Regions from separate parts of the Mus musculus genome. Here regions 1, 3 and 4 are each linked to region 2. Evidence: chromatin loops called from intact Hi-C (ENCODE). Cell type or tissue: heart. All regions are shown on one strand. Region 1 overlaps Syt14 (synaptotagmin XIV). Region 2 holds the start of Kcnh1 (potassium voltage-gated channel, subfamily H (eag-related), member 1). Region 3 overlaps Syt14 (synaptotagmin XIV). Region 4 overlaps Hhat (hedgehog acyltransferase).

Region 1 (2,500 bases), 720 kb before region 2:
CCTGGAAGGCTGTGGTGCACAGCAGTGGAACCAAAGAAAGCACACAGCTGTTCTTAAAATTAAAAGTTTCTGCTAGAGATGAACCCCAGTCCTACCTGGGAAAGAGATGTGCTGGTGTAGATAAAGAGAACAGCAGCATGGTGACCACTAGGGGAAAGCAGGAAAGCCACATGATCTGGGCCTTGTGAGAGTTCATGCCCAGTTCTGAAGCAATGTTTCTATACAGGTCATTGGACACAGAGTCTGAGTGAATGTGTACTCCTCGTGGGATTAACTAATGAAAAGTAGATTTAAATGTGTTTGGTTTACTTTTTCCTTTTCTCCCCTCCCTCCTCTCCCCTCCCCTCCCTCCCCTCCCCTCCCCTCTTCTTTTCTTTTCTTTTCTTTTCTTTTCTTTTCTTTTCTTTTCTTTTCTTTTTGAGATAGGTTTCTCAATGTAGCAGTCATTGGCTATCCTTGAACTTGCTTTGTAGACCAGACTGGCCTCTAACTCACAGAGAGAGTGCTTCTGCCTCCCAAGTGCTGGGATTAGTGGTGAGCGCCACTACCACCCAGTGTGTTTGTTTTTCAAACATGATTCCTAGAGGAAAATCTCCCCACCTCTATTTGGTCAATTATATGAGACTGAAAGAGGATGCCCAAGATAGAGAGCTAATGCATGGAAAATGCTATTCCAACATTTTGAAACACCCAAGGTACTAGTATTCTTCTAACGTGGAGAGCTCAAGATCCAGGTGCTGCCAATTCAGTGGAAGAATTGAGAATTGATCACTGTAGAGTTGGGCCTAAGGATGGTTGAGCTTTCCAGCAGGTGTCAGCATTACTTTAAGCAGCAGCTTTAGGCTTCTGTGGAAGAGGATGGTTAGACTATTCCTTTGTTCTCAACATCCTGGGGTTAGCTTTTACTGTCTTGGAATATGCTATATTCTATCTAGAGTTGCATTCAATATTTTACCGTGTACATTTTTTTATTATGATCGTCTATGAAATTACTTACCTATAATACTAAGAAGCAAAAATTTTTTCCTTCACAGAAGACCCAAGAATTTTAAGGAGACTGGGTCAACAGGGGGCAGCACAATCTTAGGATATTTAAATTTTGGTCATTTGACCATTCAGAAACAAGATATAGATCCTGTGGTAGGGGCATTTTGAAGCATAGAATCCCTTTGTGTAAAATGAAATATGATTTATAACACAAAAAGCAGATAAAGTGATGTTTATTAATATATTACTTTATAGTACTTACATTAAACACTGAAATAAACTGAAAATAACGGACTTGCTTAAAAAAAAATTAAAGAAATCTTTCAGAAAGTGTGATGGCTGCCTTCCCATTTCCAATGAGGACATTGAACCTTAGTCTCTGGTCCCATGCCTGGGAGCCTGCCATTGCACACCTGTGGGTGACACACCTTAGTGTCACCGCACCACTGACAGTTCTGTTCACGGCTTTGGTTTTCGCAGTTCATCTTAGGGGAAACCCTGATTTGCATGGGTGGATTGCAAATGATAACTTCAACTCGTTATTCTGCAGTCTCCAAATATTCTTTCTTTAGGTAAATGGCAGGAGAATGTTTGTTTCATGGTGGCGAGGATAGCATATTGAATCTGTGATACAAACAAATGTTTTGCTGCTTTGTGATATGTGGGCAGGTAGTGTAAGGGCAAAGACAGCAGTAGGTGCAGCTGTTCCACACCCCTCAGGTAAACTGAAGCAGGAGGATGCTAACTGCTCACTAGCATCCCAGTGTGCAGCAGGCAGGCTCAGAAACCTGCCTCCCACATTTACTCACCAGGCACATTGCTCCTTCTCCTCTCATCCACTCATGTCCCATATTGTGCATATCTTCTATTTTAAATAGCTAAAGTCATATTTTAAAAATAAAACCCAGTAGAGTCCAGAAAGTACAGTTATGGGTAATAGCATTATCTAAAACATAAATAATGTTTCTAATAATAAAAATATGCTTATAACACAGATTCAGATAGTTGCATTTAAAACATTCGTTCATAGAAACATTCTGTGCATTTAAAATACACCAACTGGAAGCCAGAGATATGACTTAGCTGCTAACAGCATACAATGCTCGTGCAGGGAACCCAAGTTTGGCTCCCAGCAACCATGTCAGGTGGCTCACAACCACCTATAGTTTCAGCTTAAGGTACCTACATTCACATAGACAGACAGACAGACAGACAATTATAAAACTTTTTAAAATCAGTTTGAAAAGAACAATATGTATAAAAATAATCAGTTGTATCCCGCTATTTAAGTCCAGTGGCCAGTTTGAATAAGCTCACCCTCCATTGTGTCCAGAGGTCACTTCTGGAGGACAGAACTGTACAAATTAGCAGCTCAGCCAGTGTTGCAAATCTAAGAAAGGAAGCTTTTCATTTTTCAGGAATATGGTGGACCAGGAAGTCAAGTCCAGGACCCTAACCTTATAATAAGACCATGTTTTGTCACTCAGTGCTTCCCAGAAGACTCAACCAGTGA
Region 2 (2,500 bases):
CCAGAAAAACCATCGGACCTTCGTGAGCCATTTGCTCTAGCTGGTTGGCGAGGGTGCATAAGACAGCCCTGCCAAAGGGTTTCTTCTGGTCAGACTTTCCTGCTTAAGGGATGGAAGGTGGAGTTGGCAACGTCCCTGCACCCGAACAGGGCCAGGACCAGTAGCCCAGCTCTGCTGCTACCTCTGGCCTCCCTGCTCCTCAGGACTCCCGGGGAGCCTCCGCGGGGAGGCGGCCAGTGCGCATCAGGAGCGCAGTGCTTGAAGGTGGCCAGCCTGCAGCCACTTTTCGCATGACTTTTCTCACCAAATGCCAGGCTTTCCTGGAGAGGACAGCGGGAGGGCGCGGGAAAAGGCCCCAAAGGCGTAGGCTAGAGATCTCTCCTCCAGAGATGGGGCACACTAGACCCCCTCCAGCCCTGCCCACCTCCCAGGCCCGCAGGCAAGAGAAGCTGGTGAGCGGAGCTCCGGGATGCCCCCGCATCTGTTGGCACCAGGCGGGAGGCGTCTGCAATCACCGCACTCAGAAAAAAAAAAAAAAAAAAAAAAAATCAAAACCCACCTGGGCGACAGAAATCCAAAGGCAGTTCTTACCGTTGGACCGCCGCACGATGTTCTCCAGAAACGTGTTCTGCGGGGCCACTAGTCCCCGCCGGCCGCCAGCCATGGTCATCCTCCCGACTGCCGGACTCTGGGGGCGTCCGGCGCCGTGTCTCACCGCAGCAGGCGGCCGGGTGCGCAGCCCGCAAGCGTTCCTGGCTCCACGCGCCCCATGCGCTCCGCAGCCCCGGAGCGCAGGGGCGGCGGCTGGCTCCCGCTGCCGCCCTCGCTGCGCTCCGCACCTCCCCGCTGCGGCCCGCCCGGGTGTGCGCTCGAGTGCCCCGGGCTCGGTGCGCCGCGGCCGCCTCCCGTGGGCGGAGGGAGCCAGCCGGTCCAGGGCGCCCCCTACCGTGCGCGCATCCCTCGGGGACACAGCCGTAACCAAGAGCCACGGGGTGAGGCTGGAACCGGAGCGGCACCCTCTGGGTGCAGCGGGAAGTGTTATCCAGAGTGTGCCTGGGGTGTGCAGAGCACGGTGAGCAGCTTTATTGGTAAAGTCACATACACACACACACCCGAAAAGGTCACAAGAAGACTCTTTCTTTACGCGGTGTCAGATCGGAGTCAGAACCTTCAGGCTCTGCAAACAGCATGAGCTGCATGTCTATCCAGCTTCCCCAGAATTAACCAACCAAGTGTCTAAGGGCAACAACTTACAGAGTGACTGCCAGATTCAGCTCCCAGGAGCCGTTTTGGTTTGTCTTTACCATCAATGTGCCTGCAGCCTCCTCAGTTGATAAATGGCTTTCACCTGTTTGGCGTCTTCTCTTACAGAGCAATCATTTTACCAAAAAAGAAAAACAACAAAACATGAGTTGGCACATCGGGGTTTCCAGCTACAGTACAATCTCTTAAGATTTGTGTGTAAGGTGAAAAAAACAAAAAAAAAAACAAAAAACGGGAACTGGCTGTCCAGCATCAAAGAGGAGGGCTACTTCTGAAAGCTTCCCAAAGTAAAAGTACATCAGATTTTAATTAAACAGCCATAGCTGTGGCTTGGAGAAGCATCCACAAGGCACAGGTGAAGCAGGTGCGGCTTCACAGCAGGTAGAAATGACTTGGACCTCTTGTTCACTGAAGGAAGAGGGGGTGTTCCAACTGCACATAATGTGTACCTGTCGTTGTGCTGTGCGTGTGGCGGGGGACTGAGACAATGCCCACAGAAGGATGCATTGCTACTTGACTGGTTAGTTTCCAACTGGACAAAGATTCAAAATAAAATGCAAAGATAAACCCGCCGCTGAAGCCCGTGACGCCGGGGCTCACCTCCGGAAACACCTTAATGGTTCGCAAAGACACACTGTCTCAATTTTTTAATCTCAGAAGCAGAGCCAATTCCTTCCAGGCATTCTCTGAGTGGTCGAGCACTGCGGAGAATAGACGGGGGGGGGGGGGGGGGGATCCTGACTTTAAAGTTCTGTGCGGGAGGTCTGCAAAGATGGCTCAGCACCTGAGAGCACTCTTGCAGGAGACCTGCGTTTAGTTCACAGTAGGCCAAAGCCATCTGAAATTTCAGTTCCAGACCATTTGATGCCCTAGTCTGACTTCTTCAGGCACCAAGCATGTGCATAGTACACGTACAAACATGCAGGCAAAACACTCAAACTCACAAAATCTGTCTGAAAAAAAAAAAAATAAGTGCCAAATCAAATGTCATTTTCAGAGTGACTAAATTAATTGGGCCATTATAAATGTCACCTTTCATCTATCTGTGTGGATATAACTCAAGCAACGCTCCTGCCAGCAGAAGATGGCTCGGCAGGACTGGTGTGTGCTATGACTTGAAGGTAAAGCTGCATCTCTCCCACTGGATAACGGCTCCCTGCAGGTTAGAGCTGTGATTTCTTAAACACTGGCTCCGTCTAGTGGTTCTTTGTTCTATTACAAATGAGGTAAACTACTC
Region 3 (2,500 bases), 710 kb before region 2:
CACACATCTGTATGTAAATATGCCATAGTGCATGTCTGTGTGTGCATGTACACAGCTGTGTGTCATAAGTCATTTTCTCCTGCCACCTTTTAGGGTCCATAAATTAAACTCAGATCACCAAGTTCCCACCCAGGAGCCACTACCTTCTGAGCCATCTCTGGCACTAAAAATCCTTTAATTATGTTGTTTTAATAAGTAGCCTTTCTCTTTTCCTCCTCCCTCCACCCCTTTCTCTTCAACTCTCTCCCTTCCTGTCTTTTTTTTAAAGATTTATTTATTTATTATATGTAAGTACACTGTAGCTGTCGTCAAACACATCAGAAGAGGGCATCAGATCTCTTTACAGATGGTTGTGAGCCACCACGTGTTTGCTGGGATTTGAACTCAGGACCTCTGGAAAAGCAGTCAGTGCTCTTAACCACTGAGCCATCTCTCCAGCCCCTTCCTGTCTTCTTTTATCATGCCATTCATTCTTCCCCTCTTCCATTCCTGTTCTAACCCAGGAGGTCCCTTTGAGAATCTTCAGATAACATTCTGAATGTTTATTCTACCATTGTGTATGTATGTTTGTCTTTTCCTTATATCAAGCAATCAAGCCTTTTTTCTTACGAAAACCCCAGTACGCTTTGAAAAGGGTAAAAAGCAGAAATGATACCACCCATTTGTCACAAATGTATATATACAGGTAAAATAAAAACAAAGCCATTGCCCTGGATCACCCGTCACACCCCTCTAGAGTTAACCATATTTTGCATGTGTATAAATCACTTTCTTCACTGAATTACCACCCACCATACTTCCAGTGGACTAGAGTTAGTTTGCTAGATGTCCTCCGAGTTGTTTGCTTTGGGCTTGTTTTTAGTGCATACAACTATTTTACTGCTGTGAGGTACACCATCAAATGAGCTTACCAAAACCCCATTGTCTGTCCTCCATTTTGGTCGGGGTGAGGAGTGCCTCCCTAGCGTTACTCTTTCTTGTCTCTTGGTGGCACTGCATACATCTCCAGTGAGTATATATGTAGGAGTGGGACTGCAAAAGTGTGGGGGCAGGTATCTCTGACATTTTTTATACTATCTGCTTACACTCCCACCAGAAGAAGACGATGGTTCCCCTTCTCTGTGTCCACACCATACTAGATGTTCTTTTAGCCCATGTGTTTATTGTTCCCTCCAGGTTTGAACTACTGACACTAGGAAACTGTAAAGAACTTTTTGAGATTTTTATTAGAATTATATTTAATCTATTAGATGACAGGAGGAGAACATTGCCAAACAGCTCTCTAACACGTTCAGTGAGCTTCTCTGGTAAACACTTTTCATTTGCTTGGCAATGCTCATGCTTTCTTTAGATGCCTTTCAGGATAGCATTCCACGCATTATGTTCATTCTGGATATTTTATGTTTTAAGCTGCAGTTAATGCTTATGCTTGTTTTCTTTCGTTTGATACAAGATCTTACGATGTAGCCTTGGCTAGTGCAGAACTCACTGTGTAGACCAAGCAAGTCTGAAACCTGAAGTCCTCCTGCTTCAACCTTCTCTGCAGTACTGGAATACGAGCATGAGCCACCATGCCCATGTCTATAAATGCTCCTTTTTACAAATTTTGTTTTCAGGTGTGTTGCTGATGTGTTTGCAATTTTGTTTTTCAAATTTCACCTTTTGTGCAACTGCAGTTCTTCTGTGGATTTGTTCAAATTTCCTTTGTACTTTTGTATATTAGACAGGCTTACCCATTCATCTTACAATGTAAGACTCTGACAAGCCTTAGCTACCAGGGACCCCCTGAGTGAGCCATGTTGAACTGGGGATCGATGCAAAAGCAAGAGGAATTTATTGTTCCAGTGCTCTGGGGTCATCCTGCATCCAAAGGAGAGGTGGTGATTCTGGGAAGCCCATTTGGAGAGTCTTTATAGTTTCCAGGAGTGGAATAGAGCATCAGTAACTAGACACAATATTATTGACAGAACAGTGCACCCTTTAAACTGATTGGTAATGAGGTAGTAGAGGCTTCAGCCTCTCCCTTCCAGCCTACTTGCTCCACCAACCTTTTCCTTCTGGAAGGGGAGGGATCTCATGTTCTGGGGCCGGGTGGAATTTTCCAACAGTCTTTAGTTAGCTGACCTCTTCAACATTATGATGGCTTTAATTTACTTTGTTGGTGTTTATTAAGGCTAGGACCTTCACTGGCTGTGATTTCTAACCTACTGAGTGGTGACAGAAATTAGAAATGGTTAACAGTTTCAAAGGGGAAACAAGTTATGAAAATTTTTGAGACTGGGTCTCATGTATGCCAGGGTGGCCTGGAGCTCACTGTGTAAACAAGAGTGGCCTTGACTTTTTCTCATCTTTCTGCCTCTACCACCTGAGGGCTGAGATTACAGGTATGTGCCACCACATCTAGCTTATGTGGTGCTGGAGACTGAACCTAGTGCCTTGTGTGTGCTCTAGCTCCATCCTCCTCCCCCAACCCCCACATACACTCACACACACACACCCT
Region 4 (2,500 bases), 360 kb before region 2:
AATTCACACAGATACAAACTTGCTAATTCTGCAGGGATATGGAAACTGTAGATCCACAGTTGCCAAATCTAACAGAGATGGATGTACCCAGATACATGCTTACTAATTTCTACTGAACATGACTGCATGTATAAATAAACGCTCACTAATTCTCTGGGAGTCATTTCCCACCCCTCTGATGTTCCTACAAGTATCTCATGGGGTAGCTTGGAAGACTGACCTCAGAGCCAGCATCTCCCTGTCTCTAGTGCCGTAAACCTGACTACAGTCGGCTGTTTTAAGCCTGCAAGGTTACTATAGTGCTCCTATAGCAGCCTTTAACCTGGACTCCGGGTGAGAGAGGAGGCTGAGAGACTGGGTCTGCTTTTTCTACTGTGCACCTTCCCTGCACTGATACAGAATGGAAGGTAGACATGCCTGGGGAAAACATTGGGGTCTGGTGTGTGTAATGCTCACAGCATTTGATCAGTAAGACTCACCTCTGTTGCTGAGATAATTTAGCAGAGAGTAAGGATTCCATGCCTTCATCTCTAATATATGTGTGTGTGTGTGTGTGCGTGTACTATTTAAACATGCTTTAAATGACTTAAAGTTTTACAGATTTAAGGAGGTCGTGGCTGGGGGTCTTGTGCCACCCGCTTACTCTAGGATGAGCTACCCTGGGTTATGCTCAGCTTGCTCTAGGATGGGCTACCCTGGGTTATGCTCAGCTTGCTCTAGGATGGGCTACTCTGGGTTATGCTCAGCTTGCTCTAGGATGGGCTACCCTGGGTTATGCTCAGCTTCCTCTAGGATGGGCTTCCCTGGGTTATGCTCAGCTTGCTCCAGGATGGGCTACCCTGGGTTATGCTCAGCTTGCTCTAGGATGGGCTACCCTGGGTTATGCCCAGCAGAAACAAGCACAAAGCGCTGCTTATGTCGTATTTGCTTGCAGAAGCTTTGTGATAGAATAGAGAAGCTTCAACCTTCCAGGCTGACGTGAGCATAGATTTCTTCAGCAGGCAGCTGTTGCGTTCTGCTCTGTAAAGATATCAATGAGACGTAACTCCGTTTTATGGCTTTTCCTGGGGGAGACATAAAGAGACGTCTATTCATTCCAGATAGGGTACTCACAAACCAAGAACGAATTCTGTCCAACCTCCCTTAGTGGAACCAGTGAGTTTGCTGGGGTTACTTTCATGAGCATAGGTGACCACAGATCTCTCCAACATTAGCTCCACACGTTGGCACACACATGCAGGTGCGTCTCCCCACACACCTACGCACACATACACGCACTCCAATACACAGATACCTGCATGTAGACCCCCAATATTCTCTTTCCTGATTCCTTGCACAATTGCTTGGGTATACCATGTACACACACACACAGACACACACACACATTTGTCTTGCTTCTTCCTTACCATCTCATATAGCTTGGCAAACCATGACTCAACACTTAACTCAGAGGAGTTAACTCTTAACTCTCACTTAACAGGAGAGGCTCCTTGCCCTGAGGAACCTGGTTCCTTTTCCTCTGGATTCCAGTGGGGGACGGGAGAGGGTGCTGTTGTACATGTCAGAACCCCAACATTCCCTGAAACTGTTTGCTATTTCTAGTGGAGAGAGGAGAAAGTGTATTTTGTCCCTGGTTGCTAGCTTGTCCAGACAGTTTATTCATCTCCTGATGCAAATGCTTCTAGACAGGAACTTTCTTTAAAGGCAAACTGAAGTGTGGCACTGAAGATCCAGGGGATCTGTGGTGATGTAAAACTCCCTCCCTCCCATCTTCTCAGGTTCTTGGGAGTGAAACTTCGCTCATGGTGTCTTTTGCATGAGCAAAGACAGAGGGCAGATGTCAGCATCTCACAGGCTTATTGTGAGAGAGGACTCATTCACTGGACCTCCGTTCAAATGGAGCTTCTATCTCCTTAGATCTAGACACTAGAGCAGCATTTCTCAACCTGGGGGTTGCAACCCCTTTGGGATGGAACTACCCTTTCACAAGGGTCGCATATCAGATATCCTACACATCAGTTATTTGCATTACAATTCATAACAGAAGCAAAACTAATCATGAAGTGGCAATAAAAATAATTTTATTGTGTGTGTGTGTGGGGGGGGGGGGTCACCACAATACGAGGAGCTGTATTAAAGGATCACAACATTAGGAAGGTTGAGAACCTCTGCTCTAGAGGGTTGATGAGCAGGTGCCTCCTGCCCAGTGAAGTTGATTCACACTTCAGTGTTTATGGTTAGATATAGATCTGCCCACCGTGGCCATTCTTGGCATCTGCTCTGGTTTCACTTCTGTTGCCATGATAAAACACGCACACCAAAAGCAGCTTATGGGAGGAAATGATTTATTTCAGACTACTGTTCCAGATTACAGTCCATCACTGAAGGAAAATCAAGATAGGAACTCAAGCAGACAGTCCCACCACAGGTACCATCAAGAGCAGAGAAAAACAAATGGATGCCTGCTTGCCTGCTCTCGTGGACCCCTCTCCTGTCTGAC

What was found. A loop is a pair of places that touch in the nucleus more often than their neighbours do. Peaks named below come from ENCODE experiments on the same cell type or tissue, not always from the same donor. Only the 100,000 strongest peaks of a DNase experiment are listed, where the experiment ranks them.
Region 1: a loop joins it to region 2, with 2.5 times the contacts of the local background. A loop is called at or near these places in 3 of 42 quality-filtered maps.
Region 3: a loop joins it to region 2, with 2.1 times the contacts of the local background. A loop is called at or near these places in 3 of 42 quality-filtered maps.
Region 4: it touches region 2 in a loop (5-fold over the local background); 3 of 42 quality-filtered maps call a loop at or near these places.

The regions. Positions count from the first base shown.
Region 1 is chr1:192,910,858-192,913,357 of GRCm38, reverse strand. The region is part of intron 6 of Syt14 (synaptotagmin XIV); the gene reads left to right. Among named protein-coding and RNA genes, the nearest start is that of Gm39746, 18 kb to the left of the region's middle. In heart, CTCF peaks have their summits at 853 (motif pointing right) and 1,056 (motif pointing right); no DNase peak of the experiment used is centred here.
Region 2 is chr1:192,189,178-192,191,677 of GRCm38, reverse strand. Kcnh1 (potassium voltage-gated channel, subfamily H (eag-related), member 1) reads right to left here and starts at 901. Exons shown (of 11, transcript NM_001038607.2): 1 at 592-901. The coding sequence starts at 670. In heart, CTCF peaks have their summits at 989 (motif pointing left) and 2,464; a DNase peak (open chromatin) is centred at 947; H3K4me3 peaks cover 1,167 bases; H3K27ac peaks cover 240 bases; H3K27me3 peaks cover 1,572 bases.
Region 3 is chr1:192,903,882-192,906,381 of GRCm38, reverse strand. The region is part of intron 6 of Syt14 (synaptotagmin XIV); the gene reads left to right. Among named protein-coding and RNA genes, the nearest start is that of Gm39746, 25 kb to the left of the region's middle. In heart, a CTCF peak has its summit at 982; no DNase peak of the experiment used is centred here.
Region 4 is chr1:192,546,124-192,548,623 of GRCm38, reverse strand. The region is part of intron 11 of Hhat (hedgehog acyltransferase); the gene reads left to right. Among named protein-coding and RNA genes, the nearest start is that of Gm31011, 31 kb to the right of the region's middle. In heart, a CTCF peak has its summit at 1,540; no DNase peak of the experiment used is centred here.